2 separate regions of the Mus musculus genome follow, and region 2 is linked to region 1. The links are chromatin contacts, found by POLR2A ChIA-PET in ENCODE. All regions are on one chromosome and are shown on one strand. The core of a region is the stretch at or near the end of the contact, and the rest is flanking DNA. Distances in the headings are between cores, read along the strand shown.

Region 1 (4,403 bases), core at 1,274-3,773:
GGGAGGAGGGAATGTTGGGAATGTTAGTGGTTGTCTGCATCCAGATACTGGATGAGTGGGGAGTCCCACACCTGGCCAAAGGAGCCTTTGCCAATAAGAGAGTCAATCTCATAGCGCTCTAGCCAGCGCTCGCCACTGCGCACAATGTAGTCGTGGTTGTCGTCATCATAACCGTGGTTCAGGACCTTCTTCTCCTTTTTGGTGCTCGAGTCCTGGGGTGGCGCCTGTTGGGCCCGCCGCTTCTTCTTCGCATAGTATACCTGCTCAGGCAGCCAGGAAACCGGACCCTTAAGTGACCCGGGCAAGAAGCCAGGACCCTTTGCAACACCCAACCAGGGAAGTCCATTCCCCGCTTTACCTCATTGATGTGCTTGTAGGTCTTGATGAGGTCCACCGAGAGCTTGCGCAGCGGGGCTGAGGCCGCATCCCGGAAGGCCAGGGGCAGTCTCCGGGGCAGGAGCCGCACATCAGGTAGTACCTGTGGTAGAGCGGAGCAGATGCTGAGCACAAGCCTTCACCTCAACTTCCAGGGAGAGAATGGGAAAGCTGACGACTCACTGACCATGCCTACATTTCTCTAGCTCCGATCCCACCTGTAGAGCACAAGCACACTGTGTGGGCTCCCCATTCATCTGTTCATTATGTGAAATGAGTGATTTACCTCTGGCCTTCCATTCTGCCCCAGGTCAGCTCTTTTGCTCCATATCTGGGTGTTTACCCCTGAATCTTTGCACCTGAGACCACCATTATGGGGAACCATGCCAATGAATTCCCTGTATCCATGTCCTCACTCTCAAGTGAGTGTTTCTGCCCAGTTACAAAGCTCCTGGACTGGGTTAGTCTCCCTGGTCTCAGCTTATTCTCATTTCCACCCCCCTCGACATCTCTCTCATGCCCCTTACTCCAGACCTCGTTCTTGTTGTGAACCTTCAGACCTGTGTTCCTGTCTGCTCTGTGCCAGTGACAGTTCTGACCCAAGACACACATTACACTTCAAAACCATGCTGTGAGAGGGCAGGCCACGGAGAAGCTCAAGGATTCCGTCCTCAGCAGGAATGAGGGTGGACTGTGAGGCCTCCAAAGTCCCCAGAGATCCTCCAACAATCATGCTCTTGTCTGGAGACCCTTCAATCCTCAGGCAGGTGAGAAGCCAGCTGAATGCCTACCTGTGTGTGTTCCTGGGGCCCCGGAAAGCCAGAGAAAGGACCATGGCCTGGTGGGACGGCCATGGTGGGCTCAGAGGGCCGCAGGGGCGTGAGGCCTGGAGCGGGAGCCCGGCCGGGGGGCGCCTTCTCGCATCCTGCACCTCGGCTGCCACCGCCGCTGAGACCTGAGAGCAGGTAGGAAGTGGGAAGACAACATGGAACAAGAAGGCATGTAGGTCAGGGTCAGTCAGAAGAGGTGGGTATGAGTTAGGGGCAGGACCAGGGGGAGACAGGGGACAGGGCAGAGCACCAGCACCAGGTAGCCATGTACAAACAGAAAGGGTAGCAAGTGGGTTAGCACAGCGTGTCTCTCAACAAATGAGGAGCCAAAAAAAATGAATGAAGCATCACATCCAGAGATGTAAAAGGGAGCCATCAGAGCCAGACAGGGGTGGGAGAGGGTGGGTACAAGGCCAGGGCAGGAGGGATAGAAAGAGGCCAGGAATTAGGAGAGCAAAAGAAGGCAGAAACCGTGTAGAGTCTGGGCAGTAGAACTCAGTCCTTCAAAATTTTACTGGTGGCCAGCCTGAGTCCCTCAGATAAGGCCCCGCCCTCACACCGTCTTCCCTCAACACCAAGGGCCCAATTTCAAGCCCAGTCTACCCACTAGTTTCTTTCTATTCTAAAGAACATAGCAGTCCTTATGGACCTCCCAGCAAACCCAAGGTTATCTGAGAACTCCTTTACATGCAAGCTATAGATGTTTCAACCACCTCGGCACTTTCCCCTGGGACCGACTCCATACTCCAAGACCGCTCCCTGCTCCCTATATGAGGTCTCTGGAACCAGAGATCCTTCTTTTAAGCAGTCTATATTTATCCCACTAGGATTCCCCCATTACTCCAAGACCCCTACTCCTCAGGAAAACAAGGGAGAGGTGTCATTTTTCAACATCTAAGAGTCACGGTCTTTTTCTTCTTTACCCTGAGGTCCTTGCTAGCTCCTCTATTTCTACGCTGGGTCATTCCACAATTGAGCCTATTCCTAGAAGGGCCTGACAGCCAAATCCCTAAATATCGCACAAGACTTCACTCACTAAAAGTGTCCTTCGGAACAAAATCCCCTTCTTAGGAGCCTCCCCCTTGTCAGATCCCCTTCTATGCTATGTCTTGCCACTCCAGGTCCCCTTTATTGGGGCTTCACAGATAAACAACCTCTTCCCGAGCCCTCCCACACTAGGACCAGCTCTTACAGCTCCCACCCCTACCCGGGTCAGGGATGGCGCTGGGCCCACGGGGGGCTGGAGCGCGATGGGGACCCCAGTGCGGTGGGCGAGCGGCCAGCATGGCGGCGGTGGTGGTGGCGGCGGCGATGAGGAGGTGGCCGCCTGTCCCCGGCCCGGCTAGCCTAGCCAGCCCCGCGGCGGTGAGGGCAAGCGGGACAGGCGGCCCGGTGGGTGACAACAGCAGCCGCCGCCACTGCCACCGAGGGGGAGGGGCGGGGAAAGGAGGGGACGAGGGTCAGACCAGGGCACGCGGGGGAAGGGGACAGCAGGTGGACGGGGGAGGGGCGGGTTAACCCTCGCCCTACGGCCCAGCCCCGCCCCGCGTGGCCACCCGCCCCCAGGGACCCTGGCGTCCCGCCCCCCACCCGGCAGGCCCGCCCCGGCCAGTGGAGTCCCGGCGGGCGGGGCCCAAGAGAGCCCGGCAGGCCGCACCTCCCATGGCAACAACCGCGCCATTGGTTGTTGCTGCCAAGAGCTTAACCAATTAGCACTCAGGGCAGCTGTTGCTAGGCGACAGCGAAGCGGCCAGCGCAGCCGAGCCCAAACAAAGGGCGGGAGTGGGGCCTGGCTGCCCCCTCCCCGACTCCCTCTCAGGACGGCTCCCTCGGGCTCAGCCTCTTCCAGGAATCCAGCTATGAAGAGCCGGACTCCGCTGCAACGGCCCAAAGCCCCCTCCTTTCCCTTGCTAAATCTCGCGGGGACGGGCAGGGCGGTTCCCGGCCTGCCCCCCACCCAAGCGTGCCGCCCCGCCCGTCGCAGCACCCTTACCTGAGGGCGTGGGTAAGGGGATTCAAACTGCTCGGGGAGCCCGAGCTCAGACCTGCCCACTGGCTGAGGGTGTCCGGTGGACGCGGCGAGCCAGGGCCCCGATTACCCAGTAATGCAACCAGCAAAATGGCGACCACAACAAACCGGCCCCCCTGCCCCGGCTCCGCCCCCACATCATTCACGTGACCTAGCGGAGCACAGTGCGCCTGCGCCTTAAGGGTGCTGAGCCGCGCACGTGCGGAGCAGCCACCAATGGAGCATGCACCATGTGACCGGATGAAACTTTCCAGGCACCACCCCCCGAAGCACACAAAGTTGATCAAGGGCGCATGCGTCTCGAGGCCACTTAGCAATAGGCACCAGACAGGGGAGACAGATGAGTCTTTTAATAGAAAAACAAAACAACTCCCCCGCCCCCAAAAAATCACAAGCCACACGTGCAACAGTAACAACACACATCTCTTCAATCCAGACAGCTCTGAGTTTCAGTTCTTCACCTTGGGAGGTGGCCTGTGAGGAAATCAGAGGGGGTCGAGTTGTAACCACTTTTGGCTTCTCAGGGCCACAGGTAAGGGAGAGGTCTGTTGTGACACTCACCTGTACACACCGACAACCACGGCGTGGTCTCGCTCATAAGGCTCTAGCGTCAGCTGCTCCTGCGGCTTCATGTTCTCCTGCTGCATCTTCTTCACTTCAGATGCAAACACAGCCTCTGCTGACGCAGTGGAGTCAATGCAGTTGGCCTAGAAAGGAGTCAGGACTAAGTTACAGATTTGGAGACCCAGGCTTTCCCAATTTTCTAACTTCATTAAAGAAGTTTTAATTTGGCTCACATTGGAAACAGGTTATTTCATTTATCTAAGGCAGTGTTTAAGGTCAGGAATTTTCTTCCATATCCTGGAAGCCCAGCTGGCAAAAACAGAACAAATGTAGCAATAGCAGCCTGGTCTACAGAGTTGAGTTCCAGGACAGCCAGGGCTATACAGAGAAAACTCTGTCTTGAAAAAACAAAAACAAAACAAAACAAAAAAAAAACCCAAAAACAAGTGTAGCAATAGGTTGGCCAGTTTTGAACATGGTGAGGATGCGCGAGAGTTTTCCCTATTTAAAATTAAAATGTTTTGAAAAATGTACCTGCTGCAGTTAATATTGTACCCCACAATCTGCTCCAAATGCTTAGCAGCTATCAGTCTTTATTTCAGCCA
Region 2 (4,403 bases), core at 1,426-3,925, 170 kb before region 1:
ACTCATACACATAAGTAACAAAGAATCTTTCAACAAAATTTAAGGTGGGCAGCATTTGAACATCCAAGATGGCCCTCTGATGTCTACATGCACTTACATACACCCATAAACATAAAAACCCAGGCTCTGCCCACCATGCATTCCACCCAAGGGAAACAAACTAAGCCTTCTACCTGCCATCTCTACAAACCATAAAGGCCAGAGAGGATTAAATGTGGTGGTCCACGCCTTTATTCCCAGCACTCGTGAATCAGAAGGAGGCACAGCTCTGGAGTCGATATAGTTGAGTTCTAGGATAGCCAGGGGCCAAGAAAAACCAGGTCTTTAAAAAAAAAAATAGGGGCCAGGCATGGTGGCGTACACCTTTTATCCCAGCACTCCGGAGGCAGAGGCAGATGGATTTCTGAGTTCAAGGCCAGCCTGGTCTACAAAGTGAGTTCCAGGACAGTCAGGGCTACACAGAGAAACCCTGTCTCGAAAAACAAAAAAAAAAACAAACAAAAAAGTAAAAATAAATAAATAAATAAGCAAGCAAGCGTATACACACAAAAACAGAGCTCAAATGCTCTGGAAGGCAGCCATTACTCCTTAGTGCCACTTACTAAGGGAGTTTCTTGCACTGTCCAACCACACTAATACTACAAAAAGAGACCAACACAAAAACAGGAACGTTAAAATCCTAGGATGTTTATTACAAAGGTAAACCCCGATCCTTGAGATGGGCTTATCGGTAGGATTTCTGGTATCGGGCACGGGCACCAGGACCTCCAAACTTTTTGGATTCGCAGCGACGGGGGTCAGCTACAAGCAGGGTCCGATCGTATTGGATGAGGATATCTTTGATCTCCTTCTTGGAGGCTTCATCCACATCTGGAGATTAATAGACAAGACCTTTAGTTTGGTCCTACCACATAGCCCACCCGCCATGAAATGAAAGACCAGCTCTCACTCACATTTTTGGTAATAAGCTACCAGGGCCTTTGAGATGGACTGTCGGATGGCTGCAAGACACAATGACCAAAAAGCTTAGTGAAGACCCAGTCCTTCCAGGAGCTGCCTCACACCCATAGGCTTAGATCCTGAGACTTACCATAAATTTGGGCCACATGTCCACCACCCTTCACACGGACCCGAATATCCACACCAGCAAATCGCTCCTTGCCCAGAAGCAAAACAGGCTCCAGTAACTAGAGAAATGGGAAAATATGGGGTTAGGGAGTTAAGTCATACCCTGACTTAACCACTCTCCATGGACATTCATCATCTCCCTTTGTGTGGTTCCCACCATCACCAGAATCAAGGAGGCAGCCTATCCTAGGATCCCTGTGCCCCTCAGAGTCCCATGTATATGTGCCCATAGAGACCAGAAGAGGGCCTGAGACACCGAGGAGCTGGAATCATGGAGTGACAGGCAACTATGAACTTCCCCAAACAGGAAGCAAGGTCAGACAGGTCCACTGTTCTCACAGTGGTCATTCCATCTTCTCTTTGGATCAAATTTGTCCAATACCTAGGACCAGTCTATCCAGAAGCTCCCCGAGTGGCAGGCCTAGAGCCACCTCCATCACTGGTGTTGGCCCAATTCACAACACAGGGTACACACACCAATCGTTCAAATAAACTGACAGACTGTCCTTTTTAGTCACCTGACAGACTTGGATTAGACTAAGCACGGGGGTCTAGTGGCATTAACATCAACACTACCATTAGAATGCATTGTCTGCAAGGTATGATATTCCTTCTTACATGTACCAAAACTCATACAACAATGAGTTCTGGGTTGCAAAAGAGGATTTGTTCTTGCACTTGTTTTCCAGTTTTTGCCCACTAGTTCAACAAAAACCCATACAAGTGCTACCAATGTTAGACTTCAGAGGACTCCTATTGTATTTTTCAAGGTTCCACGTTGTAGCCCCATGCTGACCTAAACGGCGGCGCTTTGGATTCGTAACTCGTAGTATGCTATCCTCCAAGGAGCTAGGAGTATACACATGAGCTGTAAACTCATACTTCTAGACCAGAAATCGTCAATTAGGTCGGATACACTGTGCTATTCTCCTGGCCACGGGCCCCTCGCATCTGGAGAGCTTCGAGGTTATAGAATAGGCCACGTTTTCATGTATTTTACCAGCTCCGACTTCATCTTTCCCGAGCCCAGGTTAAGGTCTACCGCGAGGTAAGCCATCCTCCTTCCCCCACCTCAACTCCCTATCATCCCGGGGCCTTCCCTTCCGTCTCGCCACCCGGACGCCCATGCCCGACCCCAACACCTTGTACTGCAGCGTGCGCGGCTCGATCATCTCCAGGGGACGTCCGTTCACCTTGATGAGCCCATTTCCCCGTTTGCAGTGGGCCACAGCCGTGGCTGTTTTCTGTGAAGGGCGAGGGAGACGGCGGGGCCGTGTGAGCGCGGGACCCTGGCTCAGCGGGCCCCAGCTCATCATGTCACCCAGCCAGGGCCTTCTCACCCCCCTCCCCACCCCCACCTCTTTCTATGCCGCCCCTGGCACACCTTGCGTCCGAAGACCTGCACGGACTGCAGCGGACCCTTGGACGGCATAGCTCCGAGCACAAGCACGAGCTCCACACCGCGCAGCGCCGCGACCGGAAAAGGGAAGCGCGGGGCCAACCCAGCCGATTTTTCAGGGTCTGCGCAGGCGCATTGAGTGCTACGTCACGACAGAAGCGGGCTTTACGGCTGACGTCGAAGCCTGAGAGGGGACGTGTGAATTGCGGCGGGAACGCCTTCAGGCAAGGGAGGGGGCGGTGTCGGAGGGGAAGGGGCGGAGCTGTGCGGGACCCGGAGGGTGGGGACTCCGTCCAGAACTCGGAAGATGGGGCTGGCCTCCTTTTTCCATTGCTTTTCCGCAGCCTTGGTCTTGACTTTCGGCCAGTTCTTATAGACATTCCTGCTCTTCGATGCTCTCCTTCGGCGCTTCTCCAGGCCGATTCTCACCCTCTTCCTCCCACCCTTTCCCAGGATCCCCATCCCATCGGAGTCTTCCCGCATCCACTATGCTAAGTCAAGCTGGCTTTTCAGAATCTTGCCTCCAGAACCCTCTTTCCTAGCCCTTACGATCCCCCGTCGCGAATCAGCCTTTCACCAGAATTGCCTTCCTCTTCTTCCCAGGAAACCTGACCCCTTAAAAGCCCTTTCCAGCGCTCTCCTAAATAAACTTCTCTTGCCTTCTGGTTGTGCCTTATATACGTTTTTTTTCCTCACAGACTCGGGCCTTCGCCTGCTTTCGCTGCCAAAATTAACTACCTCTTTGGTGGCTCCTCTCCCCAGCAACTGCTCCAGGGACATTGTTCTCCCAGCTTGACCCTCCCCTAGAGAACTACCCTCAGGACCTGTCTTCAGGGCAGTTATCTTAGATCATTATCCAGAATCCTCCAAGTAGCCTTGTTTTAAGATTTAATACTTTTTTCGAGGGCAGGTTCCCGAGGGAGGCCTCCAATCTCCTTGGAAATGTAGTTACAGGGTGTCTGAGCCACACCCAACTTGTGTACCTGTAACCAAACTCAGGTCCTCTCTAGGAAAAGCAGTTAGTGCTTTTAACCACCATCTTTCCAACTTCCAAGTGACCGTAATGCTCCTCTAAACCCTCCGCTCTATGTGTTTACTCCACAGAATTCTCCAGCCTACCAACCTGAGGAAAACCAGCTTTTAACTTTTCCATAGTACCCACCCCAGAATTGTTCTAAGTCACTGGGCAACAGCTTCTCAGGATTGCCTCAGTTTCTCTTGCAGCACAGGGTGTGGAGGACATTAAGGGATGTGGAGACATTTGGAAGGCAGAGTTGTCAACAAAAAGACTAGGTATGGTCATGTGCACCTGTAACACTAACACTTGGAAGGAGGAGGAAGGGTCAGGAGGAATCCCGACGCCATCCTCTCCTCATTATGAATATCTGGCCAGCCTGGGCTACATGTGACCCTGCTTCAGAAAGAAAAGAAACTAGCTAGCGAAATGCCCAAGCCTGAGGGCCCGAGTTTGGTTCCTGGGACTCACAGAGTAGAAGGAGAGAACAAACTCCTGCAGGCTGTCTTCCAAGCTCCACATGTGCACGCGCATACACAGACACACACTTGAATGTAATAAGATGGAAGACACACAGTGGATCTCTGGATTAAAGGTCAGTGCTCCAGGCCAGCCCAAACCAAAGCATAGCACTGTCCACACTGGCGTGACCATGCCTTGGCAGTGGTAACTCCTTCTTGGAGCTGGGAAGTTAGGGGAAAACCACTGGGCTCTGTGTGCAAGCAGTTATGCATGCTTGAACACGCTCACAGGAAACAGTAGGGCTGATGTTCTGGATTTCTGACCCACTACCACAATCTTCAGCAGATAAACGTCTTTCAGACACATAAGTGATAATCATGTTGATTACAGTCACACTTA

The links. ChIA-PET counts read pairs that join two places held with the same protein, here RNA polymerase II (POLR2A).
Region 2: POLR2A ChIA-PET joins it to region 1 with 16 read pairs in embryonic stem cell. The contact joins the promoter of Rps16 here to the promoter of Dyrk1b in region 1. POLR2A ChIA-PET finds 5 or more read pairs at or near these places in 4 of 5 experiments (Patski and embryonic stem cell).

Annotation. Positions count from the first base shown.
Region 1 is chr7:28,178,436-28,182,838 of GRCm38, reverse strand. It overlaps Dyrk1b (dual-specificity tyrosine-(Y)-phosphorylation regulated kinase 1b), which reads right to left and starts at 2,523. Exons shown (of 11, transcript NM_001271370.1): 1 at 2,413-2,523; 2 at 1,167-1,330; 3 at 359-478; 4 at 72-260. The coding sequence starts at 2,491. Fbl (fibrillarin) reads right to left here. Exons shown (of 9, transcript NM_007991.3): 8 at 3,796-3,941; 9 at 3,570-3,708. The coding sequence ends at 3,684.
Region 2 is chr7:28,348,961-28,353,363 of GRCm38, reverse strand. Rps16 (ribosomal protein S16) reads right to left here and starts at 2,675. Exons shown (of 5, transcript NM_013647.2): 1 at 2,513-2,675; 2 at 2,271-2,372; 3 at 1,091-1,187; 4 at 954-1,001; 5 at 666-870. The coding sequence starts at 2,560. The coding sequence ends at 725. It overlaps AF357399 (snoRNA AF357399), which reads right to left and starts at 1,824; the gene lies at 1,731-1,824.